Linked DNA regions of Homo sapiens: region 1 is linked to region 2. The links are chromatin loops, found by intact Hi-C in ENCODE. Cell type or tissue: heart right ventricle. All regions are shown on one strand. Each heading gives the region's core, and the rest is flanking DNA. Links, peaks and the distances in the headings are about the cores only.

What was found. Hi-C counts contacts between places; a loop is a spot of excess contacts. Peaks named below come from ENCODE experiments on the same cell type or tissue, not always from the same donor. Only the 100,000 strongest peaks of a DNase experiment are listed, where the experiment ranks them.
Region 1: it touches region 2 in a loop (2.3-fold over the local background); 17 of 110 quality-filtered maps call a loop at or near these places.

The regions. Positions count from the first base shown.
Region 1 is chr17:57,520,271-57,528,608 of GRCh38, forward strand. All of the region lies in intron 6 of MSI2 (musashi RNA binding protein 2), which reads left to right. LOC101927557 (a long non-coding RNA gene) reads right to left here and starts at 3,327. Exons shown (of 3, transcript NR_110808.1): 1 at 3,286-3,327; 2 at 2,561-2,636; 3 at 1,978-2,422. RefSeq lists enhancers at 3,463-4,662, 7,538-8,338. In heart right ventricle, for the core only: no CTCF peak of the experiment used is centred there; a DNase peak (open chromatin) is centred at 3,831; H3K27ac peaks cover 2,453 bases.
Region 2 is chr17:57,231,631-57,239,968 of GRCh38, forward strand. No RefSeq gene overlaps it. Among named protein-coding and RNA genes, the nearest start is that of MSI2, 21 kb to the right of the region's middle. In heart right ventricle, for the core only: no CTCF peak of the experiment used is centred there; no DNase peak of the experiment used is centred there.

The DNA of each region.
Region 1 (8,338 bases), core at 145-8,144, 290 kb after region 2:
CTTAGGTAGATAAAATGTCTACGTCTCCAGGATTAAGTTGTCTGAAGACCCCACATCTTTCAGTTCCCATGGGCAGGTGTCCCTTTGTTGAATTCATAACTGCTATCTGATAAACATTGTGCGTTTTTTCTTGTAAGCTAAATGGGAAAATAGAATGATCCCACAAGAATAAAAGAAGTAAATGTAGGAAAAAATTAAGGGCTGTAAAGGTCTTGCTAATGGGGACAAAATACTCTGGCCATTGTAAGGTGTGGGAGCCTTCTGTGAAGAGTTCGAGAAATGTTCTTAATGCCACTGAACTGTAGACCCCAAAAATGGTTAAAATGATAAATTTTATTTTATATATTTTTTGCCACAATTAAGAACAATTTTTTTCATTTAGGAGATATTTTATTTTATTTTTGAGGCAGTCTTGCTCTGTCGCCCAGGCTGGAGTGCAGTACCATGATCTCAGCTCACTGCAGCCTCCGCCTCCTGGGTTCAAGCAATTCTCCTGCCTCAGCCTCCAGAGTAGCTGGGATTACAGTTGTGCACCACGACACCCAACTAAATTTTTTTTTTTTCTTGTATTTTTAGTAGAGATGGAGTTTCACCATGTTAGCCAGGCTGGTCTTGAACTCGGGACCTCAAGTGATCTGCCCACCTCGGCCTCCCAAAGTGCTGGAATTACAGACGTGAGCCACTGCCCCCAGCCCTAGTTGAGGAGAAATTATGTAGACTTTTTCTCTTGTTAGTCAGTAAAGGCCTGGGTTCAAATTAAAATAAACAGGCTTTCAGATGGATGCAAACTAGCATTTTTTGACATTTGGAATGAAGGAAAAACGTGCCTGGCAGCAGCAGCTGGGATAGAAACTCCAAGCGCACCTTCATCACTGCAGTCTTCCAGGGGTAAACACACAGGGACAGAAAGGCTGGCTGTAGCAGGAGGAGGCCAAGAACCTGAGATGGGCAGGAAGGCAGCGGCTGGCAGGCTGAGGCTTGGACTCAAAAGCCCAGCATCTGAACCCCAGGCCCAGCCCCTGCCGGCTCTAGGACAAACCAGTAGGAAAACTGAGTCTCAGAGAATTTGTAATACTCCCTTTCTCGTGGGGTTATTGTGACCACGAAAGTAGTAATAATACCTGTGAAAATATTGGTGGTGATGGGAAAAAAAACAATGGTTTTGTTAGGTTTTCTTAAAGCCCTCTGTTCATTTTTGGCTCTTCCGAGCTGCTTCTCATATAGAACTTTGGCTTTCTTGTACTAAGACTGAGTTAAGCTTAAGGAGAGCCCTAAGAAAGTAGGATGAGGCAAGGAGTGCCTGCTCCTGACTTCTGGCAGGGAATGAACTTCTAATCTTTAGGCAGCAGAAGGCCCATTAATACTCATTTACTTAGGGCCTGTCTACACACACATATGCTGTGTTACGGCTCAACTCAGCTCTATTTAGCCATTTAGAACGGTGGGTCTCGGCCTTGGCTGTACCCTGGATCACTGGGGAGCTTTAAAAAATCCTCTTTCGGGCTGCCCACTCCAGAGTACTGATTTAATAGGTTGGGGTGTGGCCTTGGTGAGCAGTCACGGCTGAAAAATCACTGATGTAGATTTCAGAATGAACCAATGGGATTTTCCAGTCTGCTCCTTCTTCTCCGTCCTTCCTCTTTGGAGAATGGTTAAAGACAGACCAACCCCACCCTTTTCAAGGCCAGAGCACACGGAAAAGTCTTATTTCAATAAACTACACATTATTCCTGAGCTTTACGGAAGGAACCGATTTGGGTTTTGCCTAAGCTGGCAGGGAGAGAGGTGGAGACAGTGCCTTCCCATGTTCTGCGTAATCCTGGACCCAGGCAGCGGCTGTCTCCACCACAGGCCCCAGGCACCTGTGGCCTGGGCAGTCCTGCCACCTCAGCCGAGTCTCACTCTTGTGGCCTTAGCTCCTTGAGTTTACAGAGCATAATGCCTGTTAAGCCTGACACACTATAGTATCATGGTATTGCATTTGAGGGTGTTTATTTATACTAACACTTGGAGCGTTTGAGTGGGAGCAGGAAGAGAAATTCAAGGGCATTTGTTCTGGGGGAGTTTGGAGAGCTGGGTTTCTTCTCTTCCCTTTCCCCTCCCTCCTTGCATTTGACCAGATAATTTAAGGATCATCTGAAGTGCCGTTTCCTGCTTTGTTCTTGATATGTGTGGCTTGCGGGTGTGTATATTTATATCCCCAGAGGAGTAGGACATTTCTCAGGGCATGCATCGGCCACAGCAAAGCTCTGGAGCAGCCTCACAGCACAGAGAGTTTGCAAAAGCCCAGTGGCCAAGTCAATGCTTCCAGAGCATCGTCCCAGCTGCCTCTGGAGTCCATGTTAGCATTCCAGGCAGAGAGTCTTTATGCATGGATCTTAGGGGCCATCTCATAGAATTTCCTCCTTTCACAGAAGAAAAACTGAGGATAGAGGAGGGAGGTGACTGGTCCTCAGTGAGATCCTGGTGGGGCTGGGATTAGAACCTGGACTCCCTCCATGCTTGGTGCGGCACTCCCCACCACACCCAGCTGCCTCCCAACACCTGCTGAGTTACGTACCAGCAACACTGCTCTTTAGCTGTCTCCTGGGAACAAGTTTTTTGTGTCCTCAGATCAGTTCAGCTTCACTCACCTACTATGTATTTGGGGAGCCAAAACTGTAAAACCTTCAGCAGAAGAGGCAGTGGTCCAGGGGACATACTGTAGGTTCCCACCCATTAGCCAGCTAACTGGACAATAGCATTTTTGACCTCCCTCCATGTACCTTTGCATTGTGTCCTTTTTTTTTTTTTTTGAGGTGGAGTCTCACTCTGTCATCCAGGCTGGAGTGCAATGGCGTAATCTCAGCTCACTGCAACCTCCACCTCCCAGGTTCAAGCAATTCTCCTGCCTCAGCCTCCCGCGCAGCTGGGATTACAAGCACACACCACAACGCCCACCTAATTTTTTGTATTTTTAGTAGAGACGGGATTTCACTATGTTGGCCAGGCTGGTCTCGAACTCCTGACCTCAGTGACCTGCCCACCTCTGCCTCCCAAAGTGTTGGGATTACAGGCGTGAGCCACCACGCCCGGCCTGCATTGCGTCTTTAAAGTTTTCCTATTCAGCCAGCACGTGAGCTGGGCTGTCTCAAGTCTAACCCCTGGATGTGGTCAGTACCATCTGGCTACTTCTAAAATCACCCAGCAAGAATGCCTGGCTCACAATAAATCTTTTGACTCATTAGAAAGAGGGTTCACTCATTCACTAAATGAATTAGGATTAGAGAGGCATCACCCACTGACTTGAGTGGTAATTATTGCTGATTTTCACGGTGCTCATTTAGTGAGGAACATGTTGCCAGTTTCTCTTGGCGCTTCTAGGATCTCTGTCTCCAACCTTGCTGATGGGGTGAGATTTAGAAGAGGTCCGTCCACACCTTAATGCCTGTGTTCCATGTGGAATGTTCCATGAAGAGCGTGCTCCATGTGGAATGTGGAACCTGATAGTTTAATTCTCTGCCACATTTAGCACTTTCCCTTATTCTGCCCCTTTTCTTTCCTTTGCTTTCTAGTATTATTTTAGACTGTCTATCTTCTGATTACAAGCTTTCTTTGTTGTTTTGGGGGATTTTTTTAGAATGAGGACCACGTATGAGTTACCTATGGCCACAAGAATGCTGTGTAACTAACCCCAAAACTTCAGGGGCAGGCAGTAACTGTTTATCTCACGTGTTTGGAGTAAACTTGGAGTGGTTCTGCTGATCCTGGCTGGCCTCACTTGCATGCTTTGAGGGTGACTGGCTGTCCACCCATCTAGGCTGGCCTCGGCACAGGGAAGTTGGCCCTGCTCCATGTGCCACCCATCCTGCATCAGGCTAGCCTGGGCATGCCCTTGTCATGGTGATGGCAGAGGTGCAAGAGAGAACAAGCAGGAACTTGCAAATCCTCTTAAGGCTAGGCCCAAAACAGGCATACTCTTCCCCCCACCGCATTTTATTAGCCCTAACAAATTAAGCCCAGATTCAAGGGATGAAAGTAGACTCCACCTCTTTGGGGGAGAAGGACCGCAAACTCACAGAGGAACGGGTGTGAGACCATTCATATCATCAGTCCACCATAGACCTGTGTGAGTTGTCTTTTATTTGTACTTAGGCTGATGTTTTGCAAATAGCGAATGCCTCATACATGCATGTTGCATAAAAGTAAATAAAGTTACCATTTGCTAAGTTTTCTATTCAAGATTGGATTGGCTGCATAATCTAGACATGAGTTTATCTGTTAGATAGATCTAGACATGAGTTTATCTGTGAATAAGAGTTTATCTGTTAGAAGGAAAGTTTATGTCATCCTAGTAGAATCTGGATTTTTCTTTCATCGGGTGCAGGGCAAGTTGGTTGCCACTAAGAAATCCCTCTTCTTATCATCTTTTCCATCGTGGGGTCTACCATCATCATTTTTAGGATTTTAGAATATAAACATCTGAGAGAAGGGGAACAAAGAGAGGGAGAACTTGCCACACTGAAGTGTGGAACTTGCTCCTAGATGGGAAATTTTGTTTCATGTATTGACCACTGAGTGTATGTTAAAGAGGAAGAAGCAACCTCTGCCCAGTGTCTTTAACCTTTGCTCTTGCTTCTTACCCTTAGAGTAGCTCATGGAAAGAGGGGTCTCTGGGCCAGCAGCTGCATCAGCATCACCTGGGAGCTTGTTAGAAATGCAAATACTACTGAATCAGTCACTCTGGCTCTGAGGCCCCCGGGAGATCTGTGGCTTAACAGTCCCTCTGATGATGATTCTGATGTGGATGATATTTGAGAATCCCTGCCCCAACTCCAGCAGCCATAGAAACTAACAGATTAGGTCCCCTTTGTTGACTCTCACATACTTCTGAGGATATTACAGCATAGTCTGAACCGTGCAGTAGTCAGAAATATGTTCAATACCTTCTGGTGTCAGGACAAAGACAGAGGCATCCCATTCCCCACCAGCTTACCTAAATGTTACTTTACTTTGCTTTTTTGGGGGGGGCAGGTGGGGGAGGTTGTGTTTTGAGACAGGGTCTCGCTCTGTAGCTCAGGCTGGAGTGCAGTGGTGCAGTCATGGTTCACTACAGCCTCAACCTCCCAGGCTCAAGCAATCTTACCATCTCAGCCATCTGAGTAGTTGGAACCACTGGTGTGTGCCACAATGCCTGGCTAAGTTTTTAGTATTTTTTTGTAGAGATGAGGTCTTGCTATGTTGCCCAGGCTGGTCTCAAACTCCTGGCCTCAAGCGATTTTCCCACCTCAGCCTCCTAAAGTGCTGGGATTACTAGACATGAGCCAGCATATCCGGCCTATTTTGCTTTTTCATTCACAAAGATACACCACTAAAGATGTCAGGGCCATATCTCAAACCTGCCCCAAGTTATTACAAGGTACATCTCAAGGTTGGAATAAGCTCCTTTTCCCAAAACAGACCAGGGTTCTGCCAGGACATGGGACAAATCATGCTGAGGATCAGACACCTCTTGTCCTTCTGTCTCCCTCAGGGGAGCCACTAGGCCTGCAGGTGCCCATTTCAGGTACAAAGAATTTTGTAAGGCAGGTGAGCGCGTTGTCAACATGAAGTAAGTACCAGAGTTAATCATAAGGATGAGGGTGGTGTCCCTAGAAGGGGTATTTCATAAGGGGTTAGAGAAACTCCTGTTCCTGGCCGGGCACAGTGGCTCACACCTGTAATCCCAGCACTTTGGGAGGCCAAGGTAGGTGGATCACAAGGTCAGGAGTTCAAGACCAGCCTGACCAATGTGGTGAAACCCCGTCTCTACTAAAAATACAAAAATTAGCCAGGCATGGTGGTGCATGCCTGTAATCCCAGCTACTCAGGAGGCTGAGGCAGGAGAATCACTTGAACCCAGGAGGCGGGGGTAGCAGTGAGCCAAGATCATGCCATTGCACTCCAGCCTGGGTGACAGAATGAGACTGTCTCAAAGGAAAAAAAAGAAAAAAGAAAAACTCCTGTTCCCAGCTTCCCCTAAGCTTTTGGGCTCTCCTAGCATCTTGAATGAGGCCTGGCCTGTGTGTTCATGTTGATGAGTCTTCATAGCCCCCTGATATACCTGGGTGTGTGTGTGTGTGTGTGTGTGTGTGTGTGTGTGTGTGTGTGTGTGTGTGTGACAGAGAGAGAGAGAGAGAGACAAAGACAGAGACCGAGAGAGTTATCAGCTGGCTGGCTCCAGGATTGAATACCAGTTACCTTAACTGTGCCCCTTATTTTCCCTTGACTCACACAAGCCGCTTCTGTTTGATTCACATAGAACCGTGAGAAACAGTCTCGTATGTGAGACTGTGTTTTTCATTCTATTCAGTCTTTGTATATTCAAATTCTTCTAGTTTCAGCTCTTGCTGTTCTGCCAGATTTCCATCGCATTGATGGCTTCTCTGAATTAATAAGTATTTTGCAATTGCTGAAAAGTTTTCTACCCCCAAGCACTGGGACTTATCCATATTGATTTTTCTCCCGTTTCTCTTTCCTCTCTAGCTCCTTCTTAGATGTTGTATTTTGTAACGTGTTAATAGAATTTTTCTTTCGTCCTGACACTTTATCTATTCAGGAGGTCTTTGCGAGCCCCATTGTACAGCCGGACTACAGAGGAAAGAGCTGTATTCTTTATGACAATGGTTGCCCTAAAAACATATACAGATCCTCCCCCACGCTCACCAGGGTGGAGCGAATGTTGAGAGGGCGCTATTAGAAAACGTCCAAACTTAGGAAGGAAAAGGAGAGCCAATTATGCACTGTTGAAAGGAGGTTTTGAAAATACGTTTTAAAAAAAATCCAAAACATTTATTTCCTAAGGGAATCTGAGTCCCAGTACCAAAACATGGCCAGCACAGAAGGGCAGCTGTTTTCCTTACTGTTAGGCATTTTCAGTTCAAAATAAGGATTTGGCAAAAGTCTTAGAAAATATGGAGATGGGTGCAAAACAGATGTCACATTTACCTGCGTGATACCTGGCAGGACTCATCCCCCACCCACCCACCCACACCCCAGGCATTCGAATTCCTATTGAGTCCCAGGGTCTGAGTCTGAGATATGCTCATATCACCATATGCTCGAGTGTGACTGCTCTGTGTACAAACACACCAGTTGATCTTATGGTGATTTTGCCTGTGTGGTGCACGGGAGGTGGAACGGCTGTTGTGTGTGTGGCCCCAGCAGGTTACCGTCGGCGGGGGCTCTTGAAGCCTGCCCAAAAGGAGTTTGTCCTGCCTGGGATGGGCATGGGGATCTCCAAACTAGCATTGCCCACTCCCATCATCCTGGTGCCTGGGAGAGAGGGGGCAGCTGCCTGCTGGAGGAGCCACCATGCCAGGCCATTTTCCTCCCAGTAACTGACTTCAGAAATGGGGAGCAGAAGGGGAAGGCCCCAGGAGCCTGTTTGTTCAGGCTTGGTTGCTTAGCAACAAAAGGGGGCCCTGACTTGAGAAGAGATTTTTAAGCCAGGCCAGTCCCTTTGAGGTTTATGACCGGCTTGCCTACCCCCATCTTCCATTCTTACCTTGACTTTGCTCTTCCCCCTATTACATTTGATCGCATCTAGAAAAATACGTTTGATTTGTCTGCAGGCACCATTTTAAACCTTGGTTTATTGCTTTGCCCAGCGTCTTCCCCTCCATTGGAGATTGTAGTCTGGGAGGAGTGAGGCATGAATAGCCCACGATTCCTTTTCTCAAAGGGATTAGCGCCAGCCCCCAAGCTCATTTGTGAGCCTTTGAGTGCACATCAACGGTGCTCAGTCCTTCTTAGCCACAGGCACACAGTGAAATTGCTCTGAGGACAGGGCCCCCCGCTAACAGTTTTACCCCCCCTACAGCCACACGGACTGGGTTGTATTTTTACCATCAACCTTGAGCACAAAGTAAATGAAGAGAGTAGGCTGCACACTGGTCAGACCAGGTGCCCTCCCCCGGTGCGTAGCTGAAGGGTGAGGACAAACACCTGTGCTAAAGATGTGTGCTCTGTGGGATAAAGGAGTGGGTCATAAATACTCATAAAAGGAGTGCATTCCAGAGCGGAATCTGGTTCATTAAGTGTGAGTTCCTTGAGCTCTACGTGGGAGTTGAGTGTGGACCCTGAAATCTTATTGCCAGAAACATGCAGAAGGGGTTACAGGATGCGTGGGAGGGGTCTGGAAGGGATTAGCAAGAGAGACAGAGGACGCCTTTGCTATTTTATTATGTTCTTCTCTTTGATGTTTTTAAAAAGGTCCTAGCATCAGTGTATTTGTTTGCTAGTACTGCCATAATAAAGTAACGCAGATTGGAGGGCTAAAACAACAGAAATGTATTTTCTCACAATTCTGGAGGCTAGA
Region 2 (8,338 bases), core at 302-8,301:
AATTAGCCAGGTATCGTGGCAGGCACCTGTAATCCCATCTACTTGGGAGGCTGAGGTGGGAGGCTCACTTGAGCCTGGGAGGTGGATGTTGCAGTGAGTTGAGATGATACCACTGCAATCCAGCCTGGGCAACAGAGCAAGACTCCATCTCAAAAAAAAAAAAATTAGGTCTGATAGGGTCTAATAGGGTTAAGAACACAGACATATTTGTTTCCTTTCATTCTTCTAAAAACTCTATTAGGTAGATACTTTTATTTATTTTTTTGATAGGGGAGGAGACTTAGGCTTAGAAAGGCAAAATAACTTGTCCAAGGTCTCTGAGATCTTTAATTAGGCTTGATTACAAGGTGGCTGACACCCTGCATCCCACTACTGATGTCTTGCAAACTGTCCATTTATTCTGTCAATGAGTATGCATGGTGCAGCTGTGAGAAGGGGACGGTGCTGGATGCTGTGTAGAAGGCAGGAATACATAAATCACAGTCCCCACTCTCCAGGAGAGGAGAGAAGATTTGCTAGAAGCCCAGAGGCCAAGTACAACCCAGCAGCATCATTGTCACCAGAGTAGCACAAAAGCAGGAGGCCACTCTGCTGAAGAGACATAGGAAGGAGGAGTACATGGAAGAAGTACACTGGCTGGAGGCTTTGGGATGGGTGGAAATTGGACAGGGTGAGGAGAGGCAGGATGGGCTGAGGAGGAGGGCATTGGGCATAACTCATTTTGCTTAAGCAAAGGCAGACCAGTTTTCCTGGAGCACCCAGGTTAGACTGTGACATAATCAAATTCCTGAGAACAGAATGACTGTAAGACAAGCATCCAAGTTGATATCACAGGTCACCAGATATACATCAAAGAGAGGATGAGGAAGCAGACAGGGTAGTACAATAACACACTAGATGGCAAATAATTTTGTACTTTTATGACAAACTAAGATTTAAGGATGTTCTTTGCCACATTGTTTATGCTAGGGAAGCATTAGAATCCACAGAAATGTCCAGAAATAAGAAAATGAGTGCACAGTTATGCTACATTCAGCTATTTAGCATACTATGTATTTAGCCTGGTTTCATTAACAAGTCAAAGTTATACACAAAGAAAGTGGGGAGTGGGAGAGGTTGGTTAGGGGCTGGAACAAGATACTGTTGCAACCTCAAAGGGACATCAAAGACACAGTCCATTGAAATGCATGGTTCTTGATTGGATCTTGGTTTGAATAAACCATCTATAAAAGAAATTGTGGAAAACAAGTGAAAATTTCTATATGGAGCAAGTATTAGATGATATTAAGAAATTATTGTGGGCTAGGTGTGGTGGCTTATGCCTGTAATCCCAGCACCTTGGGAAGCTGAGGCGGGCAGATCACTTGAGGTCAGTTCAAGACCAGCCTGGACAACATGGCAAAACCCCGTCTCTATAAAAATACAAAAATTAGCCATGCGTGGTGGCACATGCCTGTAGTCCCAGCTACTCAGGAGGCTGAGACATAAGAATCGCTTGAACTTGGGAGATGGAGGTTGCAGTGAGCCAAGGTTGAGCAACTGCATTCCAGCCTGGGTGACAGAGCAAGACTCCGTCTCAAAAAAATAAATTAATAAATAAAATAAAAAAGAAGAAGAAGAAGAAATTATTGTGAATTTTGAAGTTATGTAGGAAAATATCCCTTTTGGGATGTATATGGATGTGTTTAGAACTAAAATGTCATGATGTCTGCAATTTACTTAAAAATACTTTAGCAACGAAGTAGATGAAGTCAATACATCAAATGTTAACAGTTGTTATCTAGGAGATGGGTATGGAGGTGTTCATTATCCTACTTTTTCTACTTTTCTATCTATGGTTAAAAATTTCCATAATAAAAAGTACAAAGAAAAAAAAGAGAGAAAAAGAAGAAAATAACGTTTATAAATAATTTTAATGATGTAGAAAAATACTATGATATAATGTTAGATAAAAGAAAAGTAAGAATGAAAATTTTTGTATATAAAATTTTGATTCTTATATAAAACTTATATATAAAATTTTGTATATACAGCATATATATTTTTTGTACATTCAGTAGTATACAATATGGTCTTAACATTGCTTTAAAAATGAATACATGCAAGTTATGAAACACTCACCAAGGGCCAGGTCCTGGGGATGATGTTGGTATTAGACTGTTCTCGCACTGCTATAAAAAACTACTTGAGACTGGGTAACTTATAAAGAAAAGAGGTGTAATTGGCTCACAGTTCCACAGGCTGCACAGGAAGCATGGCTGGGGAGGCCTCAGGAAACTTACAATCATGGCGGAAGGTGAAGAGGAAGGAGGCACATCTTACATGGCCGGAGCAGAAGGGAGAGCGAAGGGGGACATTCTACACACTTTCAAACAATCAGATTTCGTGAGGACTCACTCACTATAATGCAAACAGCAAGAGGGAGATCCGGTCCCCATGATCCAATCACTTCCCACTAGGTCCCTCCTCCAACATTGGGGATTACAATTCAACATGACGTTTGGGTAGGGACACAGAGCCAAACCATATCAATGTTTAATACACATTGTAAATAATTTCCCCTGACCCCATCAGCTGGTCAACAATGGAGCCAAGACTTGAACCCAGACTCAGCCCATTCCAAAACCCATGCTTTTTCCCTACACCAGGAGTTGGCAGGCTCTCTTGGTAAGGGGCCAGATAGTAAATATTTTTTGGTTTTGAGGACCATATGGTCTCTGTTACAACTACTCAATGATCCTATTATAGCAGGAGAACAACCATAGATAATGCACAGCTGAATGTGTGTGGCTGGCTTCCAATAAAACTTTATTTACAAAAACAGGTGATGGGCCAGATTTAGCCTGGGGCTACAGTTTGCCCACTCCTGCCCTATGAACATGATGCTGCCTTTCAAAGCATTCAACACACCCATACATACAGACACAACCAGAGACCAGGAAAAAAAATCATGCTTAATCATCATTCTTTCCGTCATACTTTTCTGTATATCCCAAATTTTCTAACATGTTCTGTTACTTGTATGTATTACTCCTATATATATCTATTTATTTTTACAACTTCTTTGATTTATTTTCTGGGAGGAGAAATTTTCTATAATGCATTTACATAGTCCCACATTGAAAGGACACAAAGGCTGAATTGTGAAAAGTCTCCTTCCCACCTATGTACCAAGCCACCTCTGTCCCTTCCCCACAGGAAACCAATGTTATTCCACCTTTGTATTCTTCCAGAGGTTATGTTACCCACATGCAGCCAAGTTAGCAGGGCCACCACTGTGTTGCACGACTCCAAGAGACATCATTTATATTGAGCTCCTGGGATGCCATTGACATGGAATACAATGGAATTGTGCCCCCTGGAGTTGTGTAATGCAGCAGCCTCACCAAAGATGTGTGTGTGTGTGTGAGTGTGTATCTATACACTTATAAATATATGTAGAGATATATATGTGCATTTTTTCTACTGTCCTTTTTTTTCAACCAAAATTAGCATATTATATACAATGCTCTGCATCTGACTTTTTTTCACTTAGTAATATATTTTCATACTCATTTGATGTCAGTTTATAAAATGTCCTCATTCTTTTTGATGATGATGATGATAACGGTCTTGGTGTGGCATCACAAAGGAATAGTAAGTGACCATTGTCATTTGCGTTCCAGGGATTGTTCTAAGCATTTGCATGTATGTCATTCATTCCTGAGCGCTCACAGCGACCCCATGAGATAGGCACAGAGAGATGAATGTACTGACCCACAGTCACAGCTGAGATTAAAAAAGAACTCTTCCCTGGTTCCTTCTAGTACTTGGATGGGTTGTGCTGTACATTCAGATCTTTTCTCCGTTTGGAATTCTTCCGGCAGTAACTATGAGATGAGGATCCAACCTTGTTTTTCCTTGACGGCTCCTGTTATTCCCACCACTGTCTCCAGATGCCACCTTTCCCACACATGAAAGTCTTGAAGGATTTGGGCCTATTGCTAGACTTTCTTTCTGTTTCATTGTTCTGTCCCTGTCATCAAGCACCAGTGCCATACTCTTAATTCCTGAGGTTTTAGAATCTGTGCTAATATCTGGTAGAGTTTTGTCTCTTCATTACTTCCTTTTTTCAGAAATATCCTGGATAGTCTTGGCTTGTTTATTTTTCCACATTTTTTTATTGTGGCAAAATATACATTGCATAAAATTTACCATTTTAACCATGTTAAATTGTGCAATTCAGTGATATTAACTACATTCACACTGTTGCATTACCACCACCACTATGCATTTCCAGGGCATTTAAATCTATTTCCAGGCTGGGCATGGTGGTTCATGCCTGTAATCCCAGCACTTTGGAGGCCAAGGCAGACGGATCACTTGAGGTCAGGAGTTCGAGACTAGCCTGATCAACTTGGTGAAACCCCCATCTCTACTAAAAATACAAAAATTAGCCGAGTGTGGTGGTGGGTGCCTGTAATCCCAGGTACTTGGGAGGCTGAAGCAGGAGCATCGATTGAACCTGGGAGGCAGAGGTTGCAGTGAGCCGAGATCGCGCCACTGCACTCCAGCCTGGGTGACAGAGAGAGACTCCATCTCAAAAAGTAAAATAAAATAAATCTATTTCCAGAACTTTAAAAAATGATCACTTCTCAGCCTTTTGGCTAAGATCTAGTGCAGAACTTTTTTTTATCATTCCAAACTGAAATTCTATACCCATTAAACACTAACTCCCATTCTCCTCTTCCCCAAGTCCCTGGCAGACACCATTCTGTCTGTAGGAATTTGACTACTCTGGGTAGCTCATATAAGTGGAATTGTATAATATGTATCTTCTGGTATCTGGCCTATTTCACTTAGCATAGTGTCTTCAAGGCTCATCCACATCCACATCATAGCATGCATGTATCGCTCCTTTATTCCTTTTTATGGCTCAATAATATGACATTGTATATATGTACCACCTACATATATTTGTTTATCAGTTCATCTGTTGATGAACACTTGGATCTTGGGTTGTTTCCACCATTTGGCTGTTGTCAATAATGCTGCTATGAACACTGGTGTACTCCAGATTAATTTCAGAGTCAGTTTGTCCAGGACCAAACAAAACATTCTTCTACTACTTTTATAATTACCCTCTCTCTTCCCCAGTTTCCCCTCATGCCTCCCAGTGGTCATTCATTATCTTGTTCAATCCCAACATGCCCCAGATACCTTTCTGGATGTATCGTCCATCACTGCAGTGCCGCCTGTGGTTCTGCCTGCCCTTGCCTGCCTTCCCCTTCCTGGCAAAGCTGTGCAGCTGCTCTCCAGGCATTTACTTGGAAAACCACTTTCCTTTGCTTGGTGGCTTCATTGGTCCTGAGGGACTTTACTGGAACTTCTGGTAATAAATTGCTCTCCTTGCACCTACCTGCAGACCCTACCTGCACACCGTACCTGCCTCCAGCCTAATAGGGCTCTCAGGCTCCTCAAACAAGCCCTAGCTTGCCTGCCCCGGAAGGCCGTCCTTGCCAGCCACCTCCAGCACTGGTCCCTCTGGGGAATCTTTCTGCCTCTCTTGTCATAACTTCAGGCTGCTGGCCCCCTTTCCCCTGCCACTTTGCCCATCCATCCTGTTTGAGAGACACCTTTGCTCTTTCCTGATCTGTCTGTGGCTATCCTCAGCCTGGGCACAGGTGGCACACCTCTCACTTCTCCACCACCCTCTGCACGTAGCACACTGTTTTCCATATAATGGGTGCTGGTTTGAATTGGGTTAAATCAAGATCATCTCCCTCTGCAGGCTTAGGAGCAAGTAAAGCAACCAAAGCCCTCCTAGGCACAGGACAATCTTGCCGCCACTCCCACCCTCCTGGCAGCTCATGGTAGACCTCAGGGAAGTGTAAATAACACCATCCTGTTGGAGACCTGAGACATCCAGGCACAGCCTGCTTCCCTGAAGGTCCAGCTTGTATTCTGATCCTGGCTACCTGCAAGGTCCCCTATGTGTGCTGGGTCCCTGTGCCTGACCCACCACTTCCCAGTCCAACTCTGTGATGAGTTCTGACAGCACGTGGGGAGTGGGTTACAAACGGAATCTAATTCATGCCTGGCTCACTGTGTGGTCTGCTCTTCACCCTTCAGTTGCAGCTCTTGCCAAAAAGGTCTCTGTGGCCTGATTTTTTGTGAACATGTGCATATTTGTGTGTTTCATTGCATTTCATGTTCATCTTAATTGTTTCTTTCTCTTTATTTCTAAGCATTTAAAATTCACTTATTCAACAAATGTTTTCTGGGCACTTACTTTGTGCTAGGCTTGTGCCGCAAATAAGACAGGCAGGCTGGGTGCGGTGGCTCGCGCCTGTAATCCCAGCACTTTGGGAGGCCGAGGCGGGTGGATCACGAGGTCAGGAGATCAAGACCATCCTGGCTAACACGGTGAAACCCCGTCTCTACTAAAATACAAAAAAAAATTAGCCGGGCGTGGTGGTAGTCGCCTGTAGTCCCAGCTACTCGGGAGGCTGAGGCAGGAGAATGGCATGAACCTGGGAGGTGGAGCTTGCAGTGAGCCGAGATCATGCCACTGCACTCCAGCCTGGGCGACAGGGCGAGACTCCATCTCAAAAAAAAAAAAAAAAATAAGACAGGCAAAGTCTCTTCTCTCTTGGATAGGGGGTGAGAAGCAGGCAATTAACAAGGAAACAGAAATTAGCACAATAATTTCAGAATGAAAAGTGCTAGGAAGAAGAAAAAATAGAATAACGTGACAGAAAATGATTTGGGAATAGGTGGAAAATATTTTAGATTTTGGTATTAAATTTCTCTTCTCCCTAGACTTCACAGACAGTTGTTAAAGACAGAGGGAAACTTTCCTACATCAATGAGTCCACCTTGTAATTTAAATAATTGTCTTTTTAATAGGTCTCTTTACTTAGTTGATATTTGAATGTTGAGCTTTTTAAAAATAAGCTGTTTTTTGAAAGAGAATTATAGAAATTTAAAGTTTATTCATTCAACAAATACTTGTTGCTCTCCTACCACATGTTGGCATTGTTCTAGGTGCTGGAGGTATGGTAAAGGGTGAAACAGATGAGGCCTTGTTCCATAGAGTTTCCAGACAATTCTCTAGAAAGAAGTAAACAAAATAACTTCACATGGTGTTGGGTCCTATGCAGGAAATAAATAAAGCAAAGGGTAGGGAGGAAACTTTAGAGAGATTGGTCAGAGAAAGCCTTTGTGAGGAGGTGGAGTTGAAAGAGGATGAAGATACAGAGAAAAGGGAACGTCATACGTTGTTGGTGGGAATGTAAATTAGTACAGCCTCTATAGAAAACAGTATGGAGATTTCTCAAAGAACTAAAAATAGAACTGCCATTTGATCCAGCAATCCCACTACTGGTAACCTTTAACAGTATATACCCAAAGGAAAAGAAATCAGTATATCAAAAAGATACCCATACTCGTATGTTTATCGTAGCACTATTCACAATAGCAAAGATATGGAATCAACCTAAGTGTCCATCAACAGAGGATTGGATAAAGAAAATGTGATACATGTACACAATAAAGTACTACTCAGTCATTAAAAAAATCAAACAGCAGCAATATGGATGGAATTGCTGGAAGACATTATCCCCAGGTGAAACAAGCCGGAGACAGAAAGACAAACACTGCGTGTTTTCACTTATAAGTGGGAGCTAAATCATGTGTACACATGGATGTAGGGTGTGGAATAACAGATAATGGAGACTTGAAAGAGTGAGGGGGCCAGGCATGGTGGCTCATGCCTGTAATCCCAGCACTTTGGGAGGCCGAGGTGGGTGGATCATCTGAGGTCAGGAGTTTGAGACCAGCCTGGCCAACATGGTGAAACCTTGTCTCTACTAAAAATACAAAAAGTAGCCGGGCATGGTGGTGTGTGCCTGTAATCCTAGCTACTCAGGAGGCTGAAGCAGGAGAATAGCTTGAACCCGGGAGGGTGGGAGGTTGCAGTGAGCCGAGATCACGCCACTGCACTCCAGCCTGGGCAACAAGAGCGAAACTCGGTCTCGAAAAAAGAAAAAAAAAAAAAAAAGAAAGGGTGAGGGGATGGGGGAAGTGAATGATGAGAGACTACTTAATGGGTACAATGTATTTGAGTGATGAATACCCTAAAAACCCTGATTTTACCACTATGTGATCTATGCATGTAACAAAATTATACACGTAACTCATAAATTTACATAAATAAACTAAAAAATAATTTTTAAGTTAGCAAACAACTTTTTTAAAAGAAGAATAAGCAGATACCCCACATAGTGAGTAGACAAAGAACATCCCAGGCAAAAGGAACAAACAGCATCTGCAAAGGGCTTGAAGAAGGAAACAGCTT